6 separate regions of the Mus musculus genome follow, and regions 1, 2, 4, 5 and 6 are each linked to region 3. The links are chromatin loops, found by intact Hi-C in ENCODE. Cell type or tissue: left cerebral cortex. All regions are shown on one strand. Region 1 holds the start of Tasor (transcription activation suppressor). Region 2 overlaps Arhgef3 (Rho guanine nucleotide exchange factor (GEF) 3). Region 3 overlaps Gm34754 (a long non-coding RNA gene). Region 4 has its middle 66 kb from the start of Gm34848. Region 5 has its middle 47 kb from the start of Gm34848. Region 6 overlaps Arhgef3 (Rho guanine nucleotide exchange factor (GEF) 3).

Region 1 (4,000 bases), 160 kb before region 3:
AAATTGTTTAAAAATTAACATCCAAACTTTAAGTTTCACCAGAAAACAGTTAAGACTGGTAAATCTATAAAAAAAAATTTTTATACTAGCAAGTCAGATGACCATTAGTACCAAGCTAAATCCTAAACATACTTTCAAACCTTCTCATCAATGATGGAAGGAAACTTAACAGTCTCTATACTATTTTGTTTTCCTTCCAACCATTTGTTCTGTGTTGCACACTATATCCAATTAAGTGATGTTTAAAGAGAGAGAGAGAGACAGACAGACAGAGACAGGTAAGGCTGGTATTGCTTATTTTCAATCCCAGCACTCTGAAGAGAACGGTAGGTGGATCTCTGTGAGTTCCAAGGCAGCCAGGACTATGTAAAAGGCTGTAAGGCTGTCTTTAAAAAAAAAAAAAAAAAGGAAAAAGACTCTTGTAACTGTTCTAAAGTGACAATGTTTTTAACTATAAAATTGAAATTCAAAGACTAACTTCTCCCAATTTAGAATAAAATCTGAGATGGGTAAAATAGTTACTTGAAAGCGCTGTATTAATAGATCATGATATCACCTGTAATTCCACCTAGCAGGAAGGCTGAGACAGGAGCATTTCAAGTCGAAGGGCTGAACAACTTAAGGAGATTCTATTATTTGGTTTTTGTAAAGTTTTGATTTGACCCTATTATGTACTATTTGAACAACTGCTGCCTGATTTACAGTAAGATATTAAGAATTATTTTCAGTAAAAATTTAAAAAAACCCTACCATGTTTTTCTAACTACAACCTCCCTTACAATTGAGAAAGTAAAAATCATATCCCTAGGCAAAATGGAAACTATCTCATTTCCCCCAAGGAATACATCAGACTCCACGGAAAAAGCAGCTAAGGTTTATACTCCCTAATTCCCTGTGCCACTTTTAGTATGTTCAAGGGCAGTCATTTTAGAGCAACTTCTGGATTTGGCTTATGAAATTTAAGAAGTACATACTACCTTACTAAATTTTCAAACAGAATCCTAAAGGACTCTAAGCCAGTTTTCTGGTCCCTTTTTAAAGTCTTGTTTTAATGATTTGTTCAAAGCCTTAGTCATTTAAAATCCAAAATAGGATGTCAAAAAGGTTTGATACAGCTTGAAACTGTTAAGCCCTTACTACATTATGAGGCCCTACTTAAAAGTACTTCTCACCTTTTCTACCAACTGGCGGTTGGGGATGAGTATCTAACTTTTCTTGTATCAGCACAGCCATACACACCTTAACGACATCAAGTGAATTCACTGTCTTGCCCTACACCCTAAAGTATTACATCATTTAAAGAGTATTTCTAGAAACATTCACTTCAGCCGGCAAAGATCAACTTCATCCTTCTCTGCATGGTTTCTCATGCTATTTCCTTCGCTTTGTCATCCATTTAGAAAGGAACTTTCTTTATACTTTCATAATCTCAGTTGTGCAGAGAGTTGGTTACCCAGATGCACGGTTCCAATCAAGATTCTAAATCTTCAGATATTCAAATGACAAAAAAAAAAGATTTGGGAAATAAACAATTAAAAAAAAAAACACGCAGTAAGAAGGTAAGTGTTTAAGTCAAATCCAGAAAATTCCAAATTATCGGACAGTCAAAACCTACTCTAAGAAAAAAAAAAGTGTACGTTTTACAATATGGCACTAAGATCTCAAAAAGTAAGCAACCCAACTGTTCCTATAATCGTTTAAGAAAAGTCATTCTAGGCTTGGAAGTTATACAGAAGAACCTACGTAAGCTAATGCTTTTCCAAAAAAAAAAAAAAAAAAACTACATGGAAATGAAGTGTGATGGAAAACTGCATGGAGCGCATATACTAATGGAGAGTTTTCTAAATAGAAGACGCTGACATCGAGCACATTTCAAGTAGACACACAGAGCTGAAGAATTTCCACAGTGAGAAACACTTGTCCTTAGAACGCAGTGGCCTTGGAGAAAGCCTCAGAATCCATGGCCACAGGCTACTTCCACAAGCAGACTTCTCAGAAGCATCTTTAGGAGGCCACCATCAGCTTCTCTGCCTTCGGGGCTTGGGGGAAAAGAGGGGCACCGAGCACCATCTTTCCGCTCGGGGAGCCGCAGCCTTATGGAAACGCTTCAAACCTGAGCTACTTCCAACTTCCACGGGGAGAGGGGGAGCGGCGGAGCGTGGTTCCACCCTATCCTCTCGCACCAAGGGCGGCTGGGCGGCCGTGGCCGTGAGCGGAGAGGCTGCTGGCGCTTGCGTGCGTGTTTACGTGTCTCGGATGGGTGTGGGGAGAGGAGACAGAGAGGTCTTAATGAAAAAGATGGAGGGGGAGGGAAGCGAGAGAGGGGGTGGGAGGAAGGGGAGGCACCACCTTTCTTTTCTCTGCTCTTCCTGGGGATCTGAAAACTCCGCCTAAAAGGCCTTTCCGGCTCTTCGGCGCCTTTGGGCAGAGCGGCCGCGGCCGCTTCGGAGGTTTGCTGAGGCTGCTCGTGGCCGTAGCTCCGGGCGGCTTCAGCTGCCGCGGTCTCCTCAGGCCCCGCGCCGCCGCCGCCGTCGCCGCCGCCATTTTGTAGGGAGGACTCAAGCTCCGGAAGCGCTGGCTTCATCCCGTCGTCTCCGCCGCCGCCGCCGCGGCTTTTCCAGCTCGCGTCCGTCGAAGGGGCCTCCGTCTCCGCGGCAGTCGCCATCGCGCGGGCGTGAGGCGCTCCAGGGAGCTTCCGCCCACAAGGTCGACGGGCGTAGGGGAGGAAGGGCGGCGGGCCAGGCCGCCGAGGTCTCGGCCCACCCGGCCCCTCCGCCCCCGGGGACCGCACTCCAGCCACAGAGACGCCTCTTAACCGCCACCGCGGCCCTAAGCGTGCCTCTCGCCCCGGGAGCTGCTCCGGATTCGGGCGGCTTTTCAACCGGCCCTGGCTACCCAACGTGCTCGCGTCGGGCCCGGGAGGGGGCGGGGCCTCGGCGGACCCGCTCTACCAATAGAAATGCAGAGCCCGCCTCCGCGACTGCAGAGAGACCGTTCCAGGAGGGCGGAGCCTCGCGATGCCGAGCCCGCCAAAAGAGGAGAGTGCCACGCCCGGGGAAAGCGTCGACGCCATCGCTTCAGAGTGAGGGCTTGGGCTTGGCAGCATTCTGCGGATTCCTGGGCCCTGCCCTCTCCGCACTGCGTTTGACGGAGGCAAGCCCAGAGGACGTCTTTCGGACAGTACTCTTGCAAGTAAGCACCTTCTTTCCTCCGGAGGTCTGTGGACCAAACCCGGCACATAATTGGCTGATCCTGGTCGTGTGATCGGTCTGCTCTGAGCTGATCTTCCAAAGGACCAGAATTCGAGCTCCAGCCGACATAGGACAACTCAACCAGCAGTTAGTCACTTCAAAGAATCCAAGTCCTTTTCTGGCCTCGGAGGGCACTAGGTATACGTGTGGTGCTCTATCATAAATGCAGGCAAGCCACCTATATGCATAAAGACTATAAACAAACAATAAGAAAGGCAGTGAAGAGAGATAAGAAAATGGCCTCCAGTGATAAGCAGGGTGATAACATCCTATTCCATCCAGACTTTCTGCTTTCCCAGTAGATCACGAGCACTGGTCGTACTCCAGACCAAAGCACTACATAAGCAAACATTCAATATTTGGGATTCTTCCGCACAATTTACAACCTAATGATGGGAGGCACGAATGCTCGCACACCTAGAAGAATGTTCGACCACCTAGAAGAAAACAATTTGATAGTGAAATGAAGGGAGGGCCTTTCAATAGTTTCTTTCTAGGTAAGGGGTTCTGAGTTACCATCTGTATAGACACATTCTCACAACAGATACCAAGTAGATGCTTTTGCACAATTTAAATGTTGAAATTTAGGCAAATTGAGATGACAAAAGCCAGGTCTAATTTCATCCAAAGTATTTATACAGCCTAAGGCCTAGTTTTCAAGCAGCTCCGGCCCAATAATGCATTTGATGAAGAAACACGGGATACTTTTTACTCAAGATCTCTAAGCAACAGCAGCAGGACGCCCAGGT
Region 2 (4,000 bases), 79 kb before region 3:
AAAGTATACTGGGATAAATATAAGCCCATCTTCCTAGCCAGAGACTATTATTTTAGAACCTCGAGCCAATAATGTAACCTCCTGTGGCTTGGTTTGCTAGCTGTGAAGTACAATGACCCTCCTAGAGTTGTGTGGGGGAGCATGGGAGACTCTGTGGAATGTGTGTGTCATAGGCCCACCTCAGTGGGAGCCCCCAGATGAGACCAGAGCACTTGCCTATTCCAAAGTGCAAAGGGCAGCCTGCTTCCTCCTCCAACCTGCTCGCCAGCCCGCTGCCATTCCCTGATACTTCCTAATTCACCTTCCACTGCCATGACCACTGGCATGTTTTCATTCTTCATTCCTGGCTTCTCCTTCCTCATTCCTGGCTTTATCATCTGTTTAGTAAAACTGAGAGAGGCTTGGCAGGATTCAAGGCTACGCTGGAGGACAAAAAACAGTGGTGAAATCCTAAGACATCAACCAGAGTAGGGTTGGGGGAGCCAGTACGCTGGTCTTGAGGTCTGCACGAGATAGGCCCTGCTAACACTCTGCTGAATTATGCTCTACAGGAGCTGGTACGCAGTCTTACCAGGCGCCAGGACTGTCTGGGATTAAGCAACCATAGGTACGCTGGGTATTTATTCCATCAGATATACAAAGCAGAACGTTTCTCACACAGACATGGTGCCTTTTGCTTCAGTAAGGACACTACGGATTCACATGTGTCGCCTCTCTATCTACCTGTCATCTCCCAAAGTTCAGCATTCATTATCTTAGCTTCCCAGAAAATGAAATAGAAGTACAGAGATGGAAAGAGCCACGTGCGCAGATCTCCATCTTGGTGTCCCAAAGGGTAGGACAGAGTGTTCTAGCTGAATCTGGGATGATGACATGCATCTCGCTCGGAGCTGAGCTGACAGACAGGTCTGCAGTCTGGCTGAAGATAAGGCTGAAGATAAGGCAGGGATCACATTTGGCTGCTAGATAAAACCTGCATTGTCATGGGGCGGGAGACCCAGGCTGCAGGAGAGAGCAGATACACTCCTTTGCCTTCTGGTTACTTCTTAGCTTTGACAATGATTTTTGAGCAAGGAAGCTTTTCAGGGACGTGACTTCCAGAAAGAAACATAAAATACGTGTGATGCTTCTGCCATGTGCCAGCTGTACCCAGTGGCACGTTTTATCCCTTCAGATGCCTGGCCCACGTGTGCCCTCAGCAGCAAGTCCCCACACTTTACCAACCAGGGAATACAGAACATTTTAGAACATTCAGCTCCCAAGAGAGAACAGGATAAACCCAAATCTGGTTATTCTACGTGGAAAAAACAACCAAACAATGACATGAGAAAAATCAGTGAACTGGAAACGTGTGTGTGTGTGTGTGTGTGTGTGTGTGTGTGTGTGTGTGTGTTTGTGTATGTGTTTGTGTTTGTGTGTGTGTGTGTGTGTGTGTTTGTGTATGTGTTTGTGTGTGTGTGTGTGTGTGTGTGTGTGTGTGTGTGTATGTGTGTGTATTAATTTAAACCTTCATGTTGGGGTGACACCATGCCACCCAATGAGCAATGGTATGTGAATAAATAAGGTAGAGAGTAGGCTGCTCAGTTAAGTGTGAGGGTGGTGACGTGCAATAGATTTCTATGGTCCTCTGTCATCCCACACCCCTCAAGTAAGTTTATAAATAGTTCCAAATGCTATTCCCTAGGATGGGTGTGCACGCTCACGCAGAACACAATGCTGTTTGCTTGGCCACTTCTCATGGTGCAGCACATTTTTTTTAAGACAGGATTTTTTTTTTTTTTTAAATGTTCACTAACAAGAGATTTTTCCAGCTCACCTCAGACCCTGGCTTTCTCAACTCTACATTTGCAACCTTGAACCATGATTGTGTGTTCTTTCTAGCCCCCAGACTTTAATACAAAGGAATGAATCATTTAGGGTCTACTAGAATTCATACATGTGCGAATATGGAAAAGAAGGTATCTGCAAGGCGGCAAGGAGCCTGGGAGAGAGTGAGCTCTAGAGTTCAGCTCATTTCAATTACAAAAGATAATCAGGAGACTGAAGGCTAATGTGATTTAAAAATAGGAAGACTAGCTGGGGCGGTGGTGGCGCACACCTTTAATCCCAGCAGGGGAGGCAGAGGCAGGCAGATTTCTGAGTTTGAGGCCAGCCTGATCTACAAAGTGAGTTCCAGGACAGCCAGGGCTATACAGAGAAACCCTGTCTTGAAAAACCAGAAAAAAAAAAAAAAAAAGGAAGACTAGTCACAGATTGCTGTGTCAAACAAAATGATGGAGCTTTGGAGTCAGAGGCAACAGGTGTCAATAAGTTTCTAGAAGAAACAAAGGCAGTTTTGCTGAATATGGTATGTATTTCTGGGGTAGAGGACACTCCCACCTCCAACCCCCAATGCAGGTAGTAAAAGACACGTGGATGGAGAAAAGATTCATTCTGCACTGGATCCTTCTCCCTTCTACCTCAGCATTTAGGTAGCTGGCCCTGCAAGCCTTAGTGGGCCCTGCTGCCAAGGCTGTTCTCTGCCTGACTCTAGCACATACTCTCTTGTCTACCCCAGGCAGCAACGCCAGGACCCTATTTTATAGAAGAGGAAGCAGGTGTCCAAGGAAAGGAAACCACTTGCTCCAAGTTTTACCAAGTAATTAATCAGCAGAGCTGACATTCAAATCTACCTGACTTGAAAGCCTTTCCTGCCACTCCCACCCTGACCTCCCAAGGCACAACAGCAAGGCATACACAGGGCCGTACCCTGCCAGTCTGTATCCAAGGGCTTTCTGTCCATCAATGCCTTGAGTCAGTGGTACTTATTGTCCCATTTCACAGAGCAAGCAAAGAAGACTTAAAGGGCTTTAGAGTTTGCCCAGGATCACCTAGCAAATACAGAGCTCAAGGTCACTCGCCTGTCTAAAGGCCTGGGTTCTTCTAGTTTCCTAATCCAGGGGGAACCTGGATGGAAAACTGCAACTTCACAGGCAGAAGAGAGGTGAAGCCTGAGGCAGGAATGAAAACAGGAGAAGCTGAGCCTGCTGTTTGCTAGCCTTGTCACTCTGGGACCAGAGTACCCATGTGCTTCCAGCAGACATGACGTGACCCTCTAAGGGTAGACCTGGGCTAGACAACCTCCAGCATCAGTGGTCTCACTGGACTACTTTCTAATACACGGTATTCACAGGCTTTCAAGTTCCTCACTGAGCACCCCATCACAGACGGACGACCATAAGTATCAGTATTTTAGTTTTGCTAATGATTTGGTCACACTCAAATAGACAGAAAGCATGCTTTTTTCTTTCTTTGTAAATGTGGGGAGAAACAATAGACACAGTCAGGTCTCAGTACTTGTTCACTGACAGCTAAAGAACACTAGAGGTCATATTTTTAGTTACTCAATTCTTTACCAATGGAGTCACTACACTGTGGAGTTCCCCTACACTTCTAACAAAGGACCCTTTTGTAATTAAGATGTCCTGCTAGACTACAGCAGGAAGAGCTCAAAGCAATCAAATCCACCCTCATCGGTTTCCCTTTGTCTGTGGTCAGCCCTGGGTGAGTCTTGGATGATGCATATGCCAGCGGGAAGCTGCCTCAATGGCCAGGGTGCATCTGTACTCAGACTCACACACCATCTCCTGTTTAAAACTCATGCTAGGAACTATAAAATCACACCACAGATATGTTTCGCCTACCTGCAAAGAAAGATGTGAGGCTTGCCAGTGTGCTTAGAATATCTTTTATTAAAAAAAATAGTAGTAGTAGTAATAATAATAACAATAACAATAACTATAATATCAACAACAAGAAAAAATTTCTATTTGAACCATTTGGGACCACTTGGTATTAACAACAACAACAATTCCATTTGGACCATTTGGGAAACCAACTTGGTATTGCCTAGGAAGGGATGAGTAACTTCGTTACATAGACTGACCACCCTAGCTTCTACTCAAAGACCTACACTCTAAATAGAAGCGGCTGTGGCTGCTAAGGAACTGAAGTCCTGTGG
Region 3 (4,000 bases):
TGCTTGTGCTACATCCCCTTATAAAAGGCCAGTCCCTCCTCTCCCTGATCCTTCTACCCTCCGCCCTTGCCCAGAGGCAGCCTCTGTAGACTCCCTCCCCATTAAACCTCCCATGTGAGATCTGTCATATGGTGTGACTTTATGGTATCCTTTGCTTAAATTGTAATAGTTTGCCTTTAAGAGTTCATAGACTTTCCAGTAAACCTGTAAGTAGAGCATGACTGTACCACATATTGTAATAAATTCAAGACAGTCTAGTGAATGATCAGAGTCCAAAACATCTCCTAGCATTAAAGATCTGAATAAATATATTAATCTCAGCTTCTGTCTAAGAATTTTTAAATCCCACCGATTTTTCCTTTCATAATGTTTCTCTTCCTTCCTTTCAGTCATCCACACAATAGAAGAGGCATTAAGCCCATCTTTATCCGATGTTTATTGAGCATCTACTATGGGTTAAGGCCTGTGCAGGTTGCTGAGTATGTGAAAACGGCAGCACACAGACAGACTCCCTTGTAAGGAGCTCTGAGATGCTCTGGGAAAGCTAAGAACCAAGCAGGCATCACAGAACTGTGTGGTCACTGCTGTAACAGGGACACATGCCTGTGATGTCAGGAAGATGGAGACATAGAATTGGGAGTGGCTAGAGGGAAGAATGCAAGAACCTCTGGGAAGTCTTTCTTGGCAACTGGATATGAAGGACAAGTGGGTAAAAGTCAGAAGAAGAGGATAGTACACTCCTGACATAGTGGGCAGTGTGTGCAAAGGCCCGGTGATGAGGCAAAGCCTGACAGTATTGAAAAACTGAAAGAAAACCAGAATGGCTAGATGTATTAGACAGGTGAAAGGTTAGTCCAAGCCAGGATGGCAGGGCTCTGATAGAACCCGCTTTGAGGGTACTTCCAGAGTCTGGGAGGTAAAGATGGTAAACCAGGATAACCTGGTGGTACAAGGACGCAGGGAGTCCAGTGCCAAGGCTCCAGGCATACACAGAGAGGGGCTCCGTTATAGATGGAGCCCTGAGGTTACTCTCCTGCACGAAAGCTGCAGCTGACCCCTTTCTCACCTCTGGTCAGGAGAGGGAAAAAACAAGATCTGAGTGTGTCTAGATGCCTCACAGGGGAACGACAAAAGATGTATCGTCACAACGGAGACAGGGTATACTCTCCTCAAGTATTCCTTAAATCCCTACAAACTGGCAAGGAAAACATAAGAAGGATGTGAGCTCTAACCTGCTCCTCTCCCAACCTCACGTCCAGACACCTCTTTCCACAGAGAAGCCCCATTAGAATCAAAAGGAAGTATCAGTATCAGCTCCTAGTCGCCAGCCAAGAGGGCCCTCAGAAGCAGAGGGACAAGGTGGTGCTTGAGAAGAGGGATTGGGCCAGCAGACAATGTGCCACTCCCACCAGGTTCTATAGAAGGCACTCAGCATCTCTAGCAAGGCTTCCACCTCCCACTGACAGGAGGAACATATGGCTGCTCAGGGGATACAACCAGTGAGCCAGGAATTTCACATCTTGGACTTGATCCTGCTGAGTAAAGGGATCACACAGGCATATTCTTGGATGCCCGTCCGTATTATTTATAACAGAGGAAGTCCTATGCTTACATAAATTCCTAAGGAAAAAATAATAGGCTGAGTGAATTTGGTGCCTTCATTTGACAATGTAGTTATTTAAAAACCATGTTTTTAAGGGATATTGTGAGATACAGTGATGCACTCTCAAATAGTAAGTGAAAAGTCCCAAACTGAATTAATGTGTGTCACAATCTGTTTTTAAAACCGTATGTGCTTACGGGCACCAGCAAAATGCCTCAGCAGGTAAAGGCATCTGCCTCCCAAGCCCGCCGACCGGGGCTCAACCCCAAGACTCACAGGGTCGAAGAAGGGAACTGATAGAGACACAGAGCATTCAGGACCACGTGGGCACAGTGAGTTCATGGACACAGAAGGCAGCAAACCTTAAATCCCTACAAACTGGCAAGTATCAAACCTGATGGCACGTCAAGCAATGCCAACATCATAAAGGTCATCTGTGATGATAGGAAGGCAACATGTAGAAGCACAGCTGCTGCTCGGAGGTGGGTCTGCCAAGTGTTCTACTCTTTCTCTGTCCCTAAGTTTCCACAGAGAACAGTGGCCCGCCTTTCCTAGCACATTGTCACTGAGGGCTGCTTTTATGTCCAGCCCAGGGCTCATTGTCTCAGGCTGAGCTGAGTTCTTGTGTTAGGGTACAGCTGGCTTTCCTGCCAAGGCCTTCACAGGACATCAAGGGCTCACCAAGTTCCCCACTCGGGCATCTCTCAACCATCAGGATTTAAACCAGCAAATTGCAGTGGGAGAATCTTTCTCTCCACCAGCAGCCCACTCGTATCCTATGACGTGAGAGGAGAGTTGGAGGCGGCTGCCAGGAGCCTTCTCCACTCTGCAAATTGTTCTCAAAAATATACGCTGCCTTAATTTTTCGTTTCTGAAATAGTTTCTGTTCTATCCTCTCCGGAAGCTGGGGGCTCAGGCGATGGATCAGTTCAAGTGGTGAGGGAAAAATAGACCCCAATTATTTTGTCAACTCTGGAGACATTCTAGTCCCAACGAGGTAACAATTCATTGTAGGCAGGTCATCCTTCCCTGGGCTTCAAGACCTTCTAGTGTCCCTTGTAAAAGGAGTTCTCAAAGAAGGGACTTGGCTGGAGTCTTCAAATACCCCGGAATTACATGTGATTTAAGATCTTGCTTTACAGCTCAGGCTAGCTTCAAACTCAAATGCTGGGACTGACTGCATATGTGTGTCACCATGCTTGACAGATCCTTATGAATCAATGGGTGAATTCACCGGTGGAAAAAACTCCTAGCTTTTTACATCACAAATGGTTCTTTAAAGGGGGGTACTCCTTAGAGGTCTTTCTCTTTGTCCCTCTTCCTCTTTCCCTCCCCCTCCCCCACACCTCTCATTCTAGAGTGAGTACCAAAAGCAGGCCGTGTTGCCAGCGTTATGCTGACTGAATGGGAACCTGGCTACTGACCCAGAAAGATGCCCCTCTTATCTAGCAACTTCTTGTTCAACGCACACATCCTGTGGCTGTCTCATCATTTAGGAAGTGGAGTCTAAACTGAGAAGTACCTAACGCCCTACCCCTCACACCCACCACCAGGAGCCACTAATTGAAACCTACCTCCCCGCCCCCACACACTTTCCACTTATTCAGAGCAATAAGCACAAAACAACTCTTTAGCCAGTTCTGATATGTGCCTCAGTCCCTGCTATGGAGGCAAGGGGGGCTGTTTGAGTCTTCAGGTTATTGGCCAGTTTGGTGCAAAATTATGAAATACCAACAGATCCACCACCTCTTCAGGACTGTTGCTGTAAGGACTCTCCTGGACATTGCCACTTAAAAGCACAAAGACATAGTCCCTTAAAGCCTAAACCACTGACCAATCGATAAAGACCACTTCCTTATCAGAATAACTTATTCACTGGGCTTAGATATTTAGATATGGTTGCATTTATGGTGAACCGGCTTCTCAGGGGTGGCTTCACCCACTACTTTATTCAGCTTAGTTCATCTCCTCTGAGTGCACATGGGGCACCAGGTCTGGTGATAAACTCCTTCCTGGCCATGCCTGGTTCTTTCACACTTCCTGTCAGCTCTGTTGACTCTAAGGATTGGTGGAACTTGCAACATGGCAATTTCATGGAAGCCCTTACAACAGCTTCCAGGTCGCTAACTTGGACAATTATTGTAATATGGCAACAAATGGAGGAAACCCAGCCTAGGCTCTGGAGGCCTGCTTGCCAAGACTCAGAGAGAAAGCCAAGCAAATCAGAAATAAGCCCGACAATAGCTAAGCCCCTAAGATAGCCCTATTAGTGAAATGGGGTAGTTTTTTTTTCTTTCTACAAAATCTCATTACTATGACAAAGCATGATACATGAGTTAGCAAGATAAGAGGAAACATCTGTAATTGCATAGGGGGAAAAATCATTATCTAGAAATT
Region 4 (4,000 bases), 70 kb after region 3:
TTCGATCTTATGTAAAAATAATATAAGGGGGAGAAAAGCAAACATGTCAAACTATATCTAAATGATAAACAAAAAGGAGGTAAGTTCAAGTCCCGTGGCCTGACCCTCTCCTACTTCCTATGGACCACCTGTAAGAGTCTTTGTCACTCTCCTGCCCTGGCTGGGCCGCCTTGTCTGGCCTCAGTGCAAGAGAGGCAGGCACCTAGTGTTGCTGTGACTTGATGTGCCAGGCGGGGCACATTCATGGGAGGGAGGGCCTCCCCGTCTCCTCAGAGAGGGAGGGACTGGGAGAAGAGAGAGGGGCTGCGATCAGGATGCAAAGTGAATACATTAATTAATAAATGAAAACAAGTGTTACTATTTGGGTTTTGTCCAAGAAGGGAGGACTAGAAGAAGCTCTTTCTATTTCATTCAATACTATGTTGATCAGCAGCTAATAAGTCAGCAGGTCGGTGGCCCAACATGTGCACAACCAAGCCCTAAAACTGAGGCCTTACAATGGGCGTTTCTAATTAATGCTCTCTTGCTCCTAGCAACTAAGACACCACAAATTCTCAAATTAGCCAGCATCACTTAAAGCAGTTTATTGACTCTGATACAGGACCCACCGCAGTCTCCAGGGTAATTAGAAGCTCCACAAATGCTCTTCTTGGCAGTGACTGGGGCCACACATAAAAACTTGTTTACTCCCAAACTGTCAGTGAGTTAGGGTGGTGAAGCCTAGCCCGAGGCGGGCTTGCTGGAGCACACGTAGAGAGGATGTGAGTGTCCAACGTGAAGACAGGCCTGGGGCAGAGGTAGGGGCATGAGCCAAGGCCAGACCTTCAATACCAATGTTTGTGGGTGGCTGGTGTGGTGACCTGCTGCCCCCACCCCTGATAGCTGCCTGTGAGGGAAACAGTGAGGGGATCTAGGCCCTGTAGCAGTGAGGGGATCTAGGCGCTGTAGCAAACAGCAAGCACCTCCTCAGGGCCTGGTCACCCACTCAGGCAGCTGGGAAAAGGGGGGTATGAGCTAGAGGCTAATATTTTAGTATTTTCATGGCATTAATACCATTTATGCTGGGGTAGGCCAGAGGTTGACATAAGGACATCATGCTCTGTCACTGACCACCTTATCGTTTGAGACAGGTCCTAGCGCTAAACCTGGAACTTAGTTATTAAGTTAGCTGGCCAGTGAATTTACGGTATCCACTTTTAGTTTCCTCTCCCTCCTTTATTATTTTTTTTTGTTTGTTTGTTTTTTTGTTTTTCGAGACAGGGTTTCTTTGTGTAGCCCTGGCTGACCTGGAACCCACTTTGTAAACCAGGCTGGCCTTGAACTCAGAAATCTGCCTGCCTCTGCCTCCCGAGTGCTGGGATCAAATACGTGCGCCACCATGCCTGGCTCTCCTCTCCCTCTTACTGATGCTATAGGCACACGCAAGCCCATTGCTCCCTGCTTTTACATGGGCGCCCGTGCTTACACGGCATCACGCTATCCTGAGTCCTCTCCCCGGCCCCAATGGTGTTCCTTTCGTGCTAATTAACTCCCCAGATCCTCATAGGACCCTATGGACTAAGGCAATAACAGTGGTAGCTGAGGGGCCGGTTTTCAACATATGCATAACCAGGCAGTCCCATTCCAGGTACCTAAGAAATAAGATTTCTTTTTTCCTGGTCAGTTAGCCAGAATATATTAATTGTGTGTCATTTACCAAATATTTCTACCAAATACAGCCTGTCTGAATGCATAGGGCACTGCAAAGCTGTTCTCCTGGGCACCTCATCTTCCAGCTGGGAGAGAGCAGGGCCAGTGCTTGATCAGAGTTACTATAGTTATCCCCATGGCAACCTCACCTGGTTGCCCAAGCAGAGATGCTCCTCCCAGCCCCTCTGGGACACAGCTTGATTCGTGGACCCAGCCAGCCTTGCAAGTTCACTCTTCACCTGCCCCCAACTTGCTCACACTTTCATATGATTGTTACCCCCTGGTTCCCTGGATGTACCAGGACCAGGCTGTTGGGCAGATGGGGCTCATGGAAAGACCGGGTAGAGAAAAGAGATCTGCAGAGAGGGCAGCTGACATCCTCTCCCGTGCCCTAGCCTGACCCTACAAAAGGACAGCACCCTTGTCAGGAAGAAAGCACAGCACTGAATTCAGCAGAGGGACAGCTGAGCATGACAGGGAGATGTGGAGTTTGTCACTGGGGAACCCCAAATCTTGAAGAGTCGTGTGGATGCATTGTATCTCTGAATAGATTGTTTTTTAATCACATCTCCCTGAGTAGTCCAGATTGCCCTCAAATCCAATCTTCACACCTCAGCCTCTTCAGCAGCTGGGATTACGTGCATGTCCCCAGCTCAGAGAGTCATAGATTTTCCTAGTCAAAAATACCACTAAATAGAACACCTTTTAAGAGACTAGAGCCATGAATGGGTTTTCCAAAGCTGTCAAGGTCAAGGAAGAAACGGTAAAATTTGTCTTAAAAATTCTTAAAAAGCCAATTCCATAGTAGTGATTTCATAGGGTGAAGACTAACCAAGTCACGTATTCCCTGAATCATACTTCCTGTTACATATTCCTGGAATATGAAACTTTATGATTCATATACACTAATTTTATAATCATAAGATACTAGTTGGTTTCTTTTGTGTGTGGGGGGGGGGGGTGTTTTGGTTTTGGTTTTGGTTTGAGTTTTTTGAGACAGGGTTTCTCTGTGTAGTACTGGCTCTCTTGGAACGTGATCTATAGATCAGGCTGAAACTGACAGAAATTCTCCTGCCTCTGCCTCAGGAGTGATGGAATTAAAGGCATGAGCCAGCACTGCCCTGCTTGTTTTTTTTTAAACACTGATATGCCCTGGTCATGTGTAGGTGGAAGAAGAAACCCTACCCACTAAACAGTAACAAACACTGCCCACCTTCCCTAGTAAAACAGAAACCTAAAGAAGCGAGTACCTCTGCTTTCATAGAGCAGTTTTTAAAGGTAACAATGAGTGTGGGCAGACAAGAGATGTTGGTACTGGACCTCGGAGTTTTATAAACCAGTGGTTCTCAACCTTCCTGCTGCAGCACGACCCCAAAGTATGGTTGTGGTGACCCTGGGCCATAAAATCATTTTTGTTGCTACTTCATAACTGTAATCTTGCTACTCTTATGAATCATAATGTAAATATCTGTGTTTTTCAATGGTCTTAGGTGACTCCTGTGAAAGGGTCATTTGACCCCCAAGTGGTTCACAACTCATAGTTTAAGAACCTCTGCCATAGACTATCAGAACATTCCCACGTGCCATCTGGTAGCAATTTAAGGAACACGTTCCAAGAGGATGGAAATAACCCAGAAGCTCAACCATAACAATAATTTCTGTAACTCAATGATCTTAAACATATATACAGCCCCTCAGATGGCTCCTCCCACATGACTCTAGAAGGAGAAGCCAGATAACTAGCCAGCAATAGGGACTCATTGCTACGGTTCACCCTGGTGAATAAGGAGGAAAGTAGCAAGAAGACTCCAACCCCAGTGTGGACATGTGGATCCATCCTGACCTGGCAGCTTCACTATACATGGGCTCTCACCCAGACACAGAGTTGAGCAAGTGGAGACTTAGGTGTGAGACAGCTGGGCCTCAAGAGGCTGGGACAGACTCTCAGGCTATTCTTCTCAGGTGACAGATTATTGCCTACCTCAGAGGCCATGCACAGACTCCATAATGGGGCCTGCTGGACCCTGTCCATAGGGTGCCCACACTAAGGGTGAGACTGTCTCTTCAAAGATGTCTTTCCCTAGGAGCTGTACCTTCCCAGAGTTCTCAGTCCCATCCCCACTGCCAGGAATAGGGAAGAGAAAAGGCGCAGAAACAAGAGTGGAATTGTGCTCTCAGATAAACACCTCGCTAACATTGAAGTAAAACAGTCACCTTCCAAAGGCTATGTGTGGTGCCCGTCACCCTAAAACGCATGAGGATGGGAACCCACTCGTGTGCACAGGTACTCCAGTTCCTCATCTACCCCACA
Region 5 (4,000 bases), 51 kb after region 3:
TATCTGAGAATAACATAGACTTAAGAAAGCGTACAACAGGGGCTGGTTTGATCTGACACCCTCTTCTGGTGTGTCTGAAGACAACTACAGTGTACTTACATATAATAAATAAATAAATCTTAAAAAAAAAAAAGAAGAAAGAAAGAAAGAAACCGTACAACAAAACTGTAATCCTTGATTAGATAAAAACTAAGAAACAAAATTCCCGTGGGATGCACCAGCCAATCCTGAGAGATCATGGGGAACCTTCCAGGAGAGGCAGCTACATTGGAACTTTGCTGGGCCAGAGGGACACGTGGCCAGTACCCTTATTCTAGGCATTGATGTTTCTGCAATTGTGTTATTTTGAAGTGTCAGCAAATAAAAACCAAACTGAGTCCACAGTTAAGGGCAATAAGTAAAGCAAACATTAGCAGCTGTGGGTTCTGGCTGGTGAGTGCTCACTGTACTCGGCCCCCAGCTTCGCTGCCGTCGTGACTATTTATAATAAGATGACGATAACGCAGCACACATTGGACTGACAGTTATGCTAAAGGCCCTAGGAAGGAACCAAGTGATCCCTTCCTCTCAGTAAGCCACACTCAATGCTCCCTCCTCTGCTGCTACGGCGAGTACGGTAGGTGCGTGCACCTTAGCGCCAGACAAAGCTGCTGCTTGGTGTTAGGGTGCACACTGTACAGATAGGCCCATAGCATGGGTTAGAATCCCCAAAATGATCATCAGAGGAAAAATCAGTTACACACATGTCATTGAAGACCTGTACTGAGTCATACAGTTTGCTCCCATCCCTCCTGCAATAAGGTTTAGGTGAACGTGCATAAATTAAGATCATAGCTGATACATCATCCATCGTGCTTCTCTTAACTCAGAGCTATGCTTTTAAACAAACCCTTCTCTGTCCATTAAAAAAATATATATCAGCCTGTTCCCCTTTTTTCCGTAACTGTTAGAGTGGATGTTAGATCCAATCAAGCCTGGGGACATTGCGCATTAGCAGTCTTCTGACGTACAGAATGTTCCTTCTATGCTGTTGTGTGAGAAGCAAGCAGTCGGGGACTAATGGTACACATTGCTGCGCCAGTGTCAAAGCCAGCTGGTTCCACTGCCAGAGCCACCTGCGAGTGGGCGGGAACAATCATGCACAAAAAAATTGCTGGCCTAGGACTTGGGAGATCTGCAGAGCTAGATGGCAAGAGAGCTGGCTGGTGGATGCCAATGAGCCCAAAACTCAAGCAAGAGAGGAATTTCATTACCACACTTACATAAGCTCATCCATTAAAAATGGCCCTGGTGCAAACATAAAGTAGTCATGTCGCTTATACAAGGCTACTTTATATACTATGTATATGTAAGTGGCTAGTAAGTAAAATAATATATATACCATGTATATGTAAATGGCTAGTAAGTAAAATATGTGTGCTAAACACAAATAAAAGGAGCAAAAGATACTTAATATCCACGAGGCACCAGTCCTTAAAGTACCATGTATACACATGAAGTATACACAAGACTTAGGAGGTAGTGGAGAGCCAGAGGCACAGAATACAAATGTACACTTGATCGACAGGAGGCCTTATGTGGGTGCCCACGCGTGCCTGTCCACCCTGGCTCTGTGTGCCTTATCCAGGAAACAAGTGAAAGAAATTCAGCAGCAATGTTTCCAGCTAAATGGCAAAAGGCAGCTCCTGCCCTAATAGAGGTGTCCCCAGATCGGTCTGTCTGCCCCTCAGGGAGAGAAGGGTGCAATGGGAGTGGGTGAGAGGCTTCTCATTCTAAGCCAGGCTGGCCTCTTGTGGCAATCCTCTTGTCTCGGGCTCCCGAGTGCTAGGATGATAGGCATGAGCTGTTAGGCCTAGCTGTTTCTGAATCGCCGATGTAAGCATGGGGCAGTGGTTCAGGGAACCTTCTGTACATGGGCTTCTTGCTTGGCTGCTAAGGAGGCAAAGGACATTCAAACACCATGACAAGTTGCTTTTCCCTGTGTGTTTGACATGATTTAATGAGCAGTGTGGTCCAGATCTTTAAAGGGCAGTGGTGACTCCCAGTCTGATCTATTGATGGACCACAGTGATAAAGAAGATGGGAGGAAAGAAAGCCAGGGACAGGGCCTTAGCCAGCTCCCATTCCCAGATTCTGACATGGGCAGAAAACAGGAAAAATAGACACACTGTGAGGAAAGGAAACTGAATGGGAAGTTTCTTCTTTAGAGGGGAAATTTCCCTTGGTTCCTTGGGGTAGCAAGATCGCTGCCATGATATGGTATACTGAAGGCTAAATTTTATTAAAATAAAGAATAAAGAGGGGGATGGAGAGGTGGCTCAGCAGTTAAGAAGAGCACTGACTGCTCTTCCGAAGATCATGAGTTCATGAGTTCAAATCCCAGCAACCACATGATGCCTCACAACCATCTGTAATGAGATCAGATGCCCTCTTCTGGTGTGTGTGAAAACAGCTACAGTGTACTTACATATAATAAATAAATTAATTTTTAAAAACAAATAAAGAGTTCTATGAAATGTGTATAATAAACCACTTTACCATACAGGTTTGATTGTTGGGGCAGTCTTCTATTTAAAAGGATGGCCAAATACCAACACTTGTGGATAGTCTAGAAACAGCTTCACACCATTTCAGAACACAACCTCCAGGGCCTGCTATTACTTTGACTTGAGACTGCTATAGATTTATATGTACTCTTGCTGAATCAGATATTCTTGCTCCCTGTAAACAGCCAATCAGTTTCTGAATGAATGGCTTCTATTCAGGAAGAGAGGTTCAGATTTTAGGACCTCATGAAGTCAGAGCCTAGGAATGGGGACAACTGTACTTTCTACTTTACAAGGAGAAATGAGGGATAACTTCCGAGAACAAGAATCATTGTCCCAGTACCGCCTCTCTTCTAGAAACTAGCCTCCCCCCCACACTCCCTTCTACCTTCCACCCCCCACTCCCTCCTCTCTCCCACTCCACCTATTATTATGGTTACAGTAAGAGCAACAATGGGGGAATAGAGGAACCCTCTCTTCTGACCACTGATGACTGGCTCGGAAGTATCCACCTAACAAAGCTAGACTAATGAGAAACTAGTAACTCTGGGTTCGGTGTATGTGGGGATGGGCTATGTCTCTGAACATGGATGCATTTTCGGTCCGGGGGAACTGGAGGAAGTCTGTCTGTAGAGCTGCTGTGCCAATGGCAGAGAAGAAGCAGGTTCCAGAAACTTCTTAGTTCCTGTATCATACTTTGAAAAATTCCTATACCACTGCATGTTTGAAAACCTGTCTTGTGGGCTGAGGGGATGAAATCAGATGTTAAAGGGCTTGCTGAACAAGCATGAGGACTTTGGTGTGATCTCCAGAACTCCTGTAAAAAGCCAGGCATGGTGGCCTGCACTGGTAATCTCTGCACTGGGGCAGGAGAGACAGGTGGAACACTGGTTAATCAGCCAGCGGAGGTAAATCTGCAAGATCTAAGACAGAGCAAGACCCTGGAACTAAACTAAGCAAAGGTGGATGATCCCAAGGAATGGTCCTTAGGTAGCATTCTGGTCTGTATACACACAAACACACATACAGACACACATACACACACACAGACACACACATATACACAGACACACACACACACACACAGACACACACACACACATACACACAGACACACATATATACACACAAACACACACTTTTTTATACATTATCATTCCAGGAGGGTGTGTTAGCACACACAGGAAAGGCAGAGGAGAACTGTGAAATGTGTTCTCCTCTCCCAAGGGTCGCAGGTAATCAAGTCAAGGCCTTAGGCTTTCAGCATTAGCTCCTTTACCCACTGAGCCTTCCTGTCAGTCCCCAGTTTGAGTTCTGTCACTTTCAGCTACGATTCCCTAATTAGCCCAAAGTTCAAGCAGCCTTTACACGGATTAACTGAAGTGATAGCTACATTAGACAAACAAAGTCAGCCAGCAGGTCAGCCTCAATTGTGCACAATCTGTACATGCGGC
Region 6 (4,000 bases), 69 kb before region 3:
CCGAAGAACATGGGGCCCAGCTTGTCCTGTAGCTAAAGCTTCAGAGGTACATTCTCAGTTAAGGTTACCTGTTTAAAAGACAGTATTTATTTGGGGGCATTATATATGTCTGTTTTGCATTTACCTTCATTTTTTTCCATTAGTTTTTTTTTTTTTTTAAGTACTGAACACCAGGCTAAATCCATCAGAAAATCTGGTATTGAATCTTGGATCGAGTTGGATTTTCTTTGTATTTTTTCTGCAAGTCACCTTTCTTTGGTGTCCTTATTCACAAAGCTGGGATTTAATATATGTTTTGTGATGAGCTACAAGGAGTCTTAAGAGATCCTGGCATGGTAGAATGCTTTAATTTTATATCCACTGTATGCCATTATTCATAAGACTATGCAAGGCTACTGATTGAGTAAAAACTAGAACCTATACTTTTGGGAGCCCAGGGTAATATTCAACTATTCATGAACTACACCTATTACCTATGCACTGAGATTTTTATAAGCACCAAGAGATGAAGCAATGGCTAGAAATACCACCAACCAATGAGGCCTGATGCCAAGGAACACATCTATGCCCAAAGTGAGAAGCCTACCAGGATGCCAAGCCTAACACAAGAAAAATGTCTGGATTCCATTAAAAATGAAACTGAGGTCACGGAGATGGACTAGCAGGTAAGAGCAACAGGTATACAAACCTAATGGCCTCAGTCCAATCCCCAGATCGTTCAACATTTCAGAGAGAGAGGTAGATGTTCTCTAACCTTCACATGCTTGAATTTGCACATATGCGTGCGCGCATGCGCATGCATACACACACACACACACACACACACACACACACACACACACACACACAAATAGTAAACATAATGTTGACCTACAACTCTTAGAAGCCTGCCCTCACCTTAACTTCCTTAACCATGCCTGGCTACTGAATTTTCTACTTAAAGTAAACCTCACCTTCTATTTAAAGTAAACCTTACCACAGAGAAACAGATTTTGAACTGATAATCAGCCTGGTTCATTAGCGTTCTCAGCTTCCCACTTAGGGAACTGAGCAGGTACTCGGAGCAGTCCTGGAGTGAGCAGAGATCAAAGTTTTCATGACAATGAAAATGGAGATAAACTGAGCAAGGTTACATTAATAAACTGCTTGTATCACGTGACAATTTTCTGTGAAAATCCAAAGCTGTGTAAAAAGCTCCTCACAGTTCACAGTGATGATGAGAGCTGGAGAATTTTATGGCTAGTTAGTCAGGGGCATTACACCTAAACATTTGCAGTCCAACGCATACACCCATAAGAAACGCCAGGTTTAGGAGCAGTATTTGCAATCCAACCCATGTAAGAAATGGCAGAAGAAGCAGCACTATTTTATTAGTTGATACAAAATATCAGGCATGCACTATCATAACCTATGCGGAATATTTTTTTAAAGTTTAAAATGGATTATTTTAAAGAAAAAATGTAAACATGTATCGTTTTTGCTTCCACTGGAAACTATCAATAAAATTTTAAAAAGAAGCATTTGAATTAAACCCTGAAGAGAAATTTTATTATTTGCTTTTAAGAGAATGTATTCATCATTTTTCCTCAGGTAGATGGCATGGTTACCTGTTCCCCGCTGAGCTTTCTGTTAAGTGAACATCAAGTTGCTGGTGACTGAGTGCTAGAAGAACCTGGCTGCAGCCACGGCCACACTGCACACACGGTCTTCCCTCGAACATGCTCAGGAGGAACTGCCATCACACAATTGTGCCAGGCACAGGTGCTCGACACAAGCGCCCTGAAGGTCAACAGGTCCTGTCATCTCAGGAAGGCCTTCAGACACACAGGTTTCCTTTTATTATCGTTCTTTTTACAAAAAAAGAAAAGTTTCTTGAAAAAGAAACGTTCTCAGGACTTAATATCTATTTTATAAACAATTATATAATCTTGTTTTTTTTAAGACAGTGAGGGAATGTGGTTTTTGGTTGTTGCTGTTAGACATTTATAAATACTGGCGACACCTACCGGCAGAAAATATATATTTCTGTTCAGTCGCCTTTTGTGCTAATGAAACTTGCCCTGAAACCCACTTAAGTTTCTTTTTCCAATCTAGCCTATCTTCATTATTGGGAAGTGATTTATAGCTGACCAACAAAGTCGGAGCCATCAAGTTGTGTAAAGTGTACTTTGATTATGGTAAAGACAATTATATTAATAAAACTCAATGGTGATCCCTGAAAAATACCAATATTCCCCAAAAGCACTCACCTCCCATCCTTGTTTTTACATAATTACATCCCCACAAAGGGAAAATAAGATATACTTTATTTTGTGGATCCTATTAGTAGTGAGGAAAATTAGCATAACTGTTCCTGAAATGCTACAGCACATATATATCTACAGACTATGACTAACAAGGGAAGAAGGAATAAGCAGACAGGTTCACTCAAGCCTTTACCACAGGACCCCAAAACTCAAGACAAAAAGATGAAAAAAAAAAAAAAAGCCTGGTCAGAATTCCCAGCGATTTTCACTCTTATCTTCTCTGGCCCACTTTAATGTATTAACCAAACCAGGTATGCTTTATCTCCTCCCAGGAGTTGGAGAAGCCACCAGTCCCATTGCTACTGAAAACTCATATCCATTCTAGGCTCTATCAACCTGAACTCCATGACGGTACCAAACAGATGAGAGCCCACTACACTTCCACAGCTGCTGAGACTACAAACTCTACAAATATTCAACTAGCTACGGAAAGGCCAGAGGCTTATCTTGTGCTCAGCAAACAAAAAGGAGGATCTAACCAGAATCTGGTGGAGTCCTGTTGAAGGGAGGCAATCTTGTTGGAGGAAATGGATCTCTGATGCTACCAACCCCCAAAACACACCTATACAGAATTCAGAGCGTCAAGGGCACACACCAAGCAGACCTACATGTGTTGTGTAGGTGGAATCAACAGTGCTGTGACAAGGCGGGACACACACCTGCCTCCAGCGTCACTGCCCACCCCGAGTCTCTCAGAGTGAGGCAGAGGAAAGTGGAGAACGAACACACACACACACACACACACACACACACACACACACACACACAGACACAGACACAGACAGACGACATGATGAGCTGGTCCTACGGACTCCACCACAGCAAAACTGGAGTCTGATAAGACAATTAACTGTCTTCTCTAAAACCTTGAAAAAGAATGAGAATCGTCTTCTCCCCCAACTGAACCTAACCAACTTCTAAGGGCAGTCAGCAATTTGCCAGAGACAGGACACATGGGGGTGGGAGAGGAAAGCCTAAGAAAGCCAAACTGAGAGGACTCCCTGGATTACCCAAGGGCACTGCCCCTCTCCCCGCGCCCAAGTTCCCAGAATGGGAACTGTTTCTAGCATTTCAAGTCAGCTTCCCATTCACCAACGTTTTAGCTCGTTTTCAGCAGTCATGAAGGAGAGCCTCAATTACTCATTTAGCTCAGACCCAAAATGAACGACACCCTTCCCCCAACCTCCTTTATTGGTTACTTGTGACAAGTAAAGGTGCCCTGTCCCGCCCTTGCTCTCAAACAGCTACAAAACCAAGTGTGTCTGGTGAAATGTCTGAACCGGTCCCCAAGAACTTAGCTCTCTTAACCCCGGCCGGGGACGGGGAGACATTGCTTTACGAGGCTCTCTCTCGACACCCGGGCCTTCCTAACAGGGCAGCGGGTAGGTAGGTGCCTTTGCAGGCTCTAGACAGAGACTGGGGTTCGGTCTGCCAGTCGCTCGGAAGGAAAGAAGCAGCATCAAAGATCTGCGGTTCCCGAGCTCAGGGAGCAGGGCAGCGATAGAGGACCCACAGAGAAGGCGTGAGAGGGAACACTTGAAGGGGCGATCTGGAGAAGCGCAGCACGTGGGGGAGACGGAGAGAAAGCGAGCGGTACACAGGGTGAGGTGGCAGAGAAGCCCGGAGGTGCAGGTGTGTGGAGGGCGCGTCCTACCTCGTCCTTGGCCACCCCGCTGCCCAGGGGCGCCTCCAAG

Evidence for each region. A loop is a pair of places that touch in the nucleus more often than their neighbours do. Peaks named below come from ENCODE experiments on the same cell type or tissue, not always from the same donor. Only the 100,000 strongest peaks of a DNase experiment are listed, where the experiment ranks them.
Region 1: it touches region 3 in a loop (2.1-fold over the local background); 2 of 42 quality-filtered maps call a loop at or near these places.
Region 2: it touches region 3 in a loop (9-fold over the local background); 6 of 42 quality-filtered maps call a loop at or near these places.
Region 4: a loop joins it to region 3, with 7 times the contacts of the local background. A loop is called at or near these places in 6 of 42 quality-filtered maps.
Region 5: a loop joins it to region 3, with 7 times the contacts of the local background. A loop is called at or near these places in 6 of 42 quality-filtered maps.
Region 6: a loop joins it to region 3, with 4 times the contacts of the local background. A loop is called at or near these places in 7 of 42 quality-filtered maps.

Annotation. Positions count from the first base shown.
Region 1 is chr14:27,427,734-27,431,733 of GRCm38, reverse strand. Tasor (transcription activation suppressor) reads right to left here and starts at 2,900. Exons shown (of 24, transcript NM_001114879.2): 1 at 2,350-2,900. The coding sequence starts at 2,665. It overlaps Gm52095 (a long non-coding RNA gene), which reads left to right and starts at 3,107. Exons shown (of 4, transcript XR_003951011.1): 1 at 3,107-3,192. In left cerebral cortex, a CTCF peak has its summit at 2,182; DNase peaks (open chromatin) are centred at 2,188 and 2,954; H3K4me3 peaks cover 2,093 bases; H3K27ac peaks cover 1,806 bases.
Region 2 is chr14:27,346,932-27,350,931 of GRCm38, reverse strand. All of the region lies in intron 1 of Arhgef3 (Rho guanine nucleotide exchange factor (GEF) 3), which reads right to left. Among named protein-coding and RNA genes, the nearest start is that of Arhgef3, 13 kb to the right of the region's middle. In left cerebral cortex, a CTCF peak has its summit at 3,355; DNase peaks (open chromatin) are centred at 1,165 and 1,640; H3K27ac peaks cover 1,391 bases.
Region 3 is chr14:27,267,479-27,271,478 of GRCm38, reverse strand. Gm34754 (a long non-coding RNA gene) reads left to right here. Exons shown (of 3, transcript XR_383312.3): 3 at 1-127. It also overlaps a transcript of Arhgef3 not described here. Among named protein-coding and RNA genes, the nearest start is that of Gm34848, 3.6 kb to the right of the region's middle. In left cerebral cortex, no CTCF peak of the experiment used is centred here; DNase peaks (open chromatin) are centred at 821, 1,482 and 2,401; H3K27ac peaks cover 2,321 bases.
Region 4 is chr14:27,197,598-27,201,597 of GRCm38, reverse strand. It overlaps a transcript of Arhgef3 not described here. Among named protein-coding and RNA genes, the nearest start is that of Gm34848, 66 kb to the left of the region's middle. In left cerebral cortex, no CTCF peak of the experiment used is centred here; a DNase peak (open chromatin) is centred at 2,296.
Region 5 is chr14:27,216,963-27,220,962 of GRCm38, reverse strand. It overlaps a transcript of Arhgef3 not described here. Among named protein-coding and RNA genes, the nearest start is that of Gm34848, 47 kb to the left of the region's middle. In left cerebral cortex, a CTCF peak has its summit at 2,440 (motif pointing left); a DNase peak (open chromatin) is centred at 1,123; H3K27ac peaks cover 1,027 bases.
Region 6 is chr14:27,336,230-27,340,229 of GRCm38, reverse strand. It overlaps Arhgef3 (Rho guanine nucleotide exchange factor (GEF) 3), which reads right to left. Exons shown (of 10, transcript NM_001289687.1): 1 at 3,961-4,000. Among named protein-coding and RNA genes, the nearest start is that of Arhgef3, 2.2 kb to the right of the region's middle. In left cerebral cortex, a CTCF peak has its summit at 2,003 (motif pointing left); DNase peaks (open chromatin) are centred at 2,010, 2,897, 3,528 and 3,606; H3K4me3 peaks cover 2,805 bases; H3K27ac peaks cover 2,139 bases.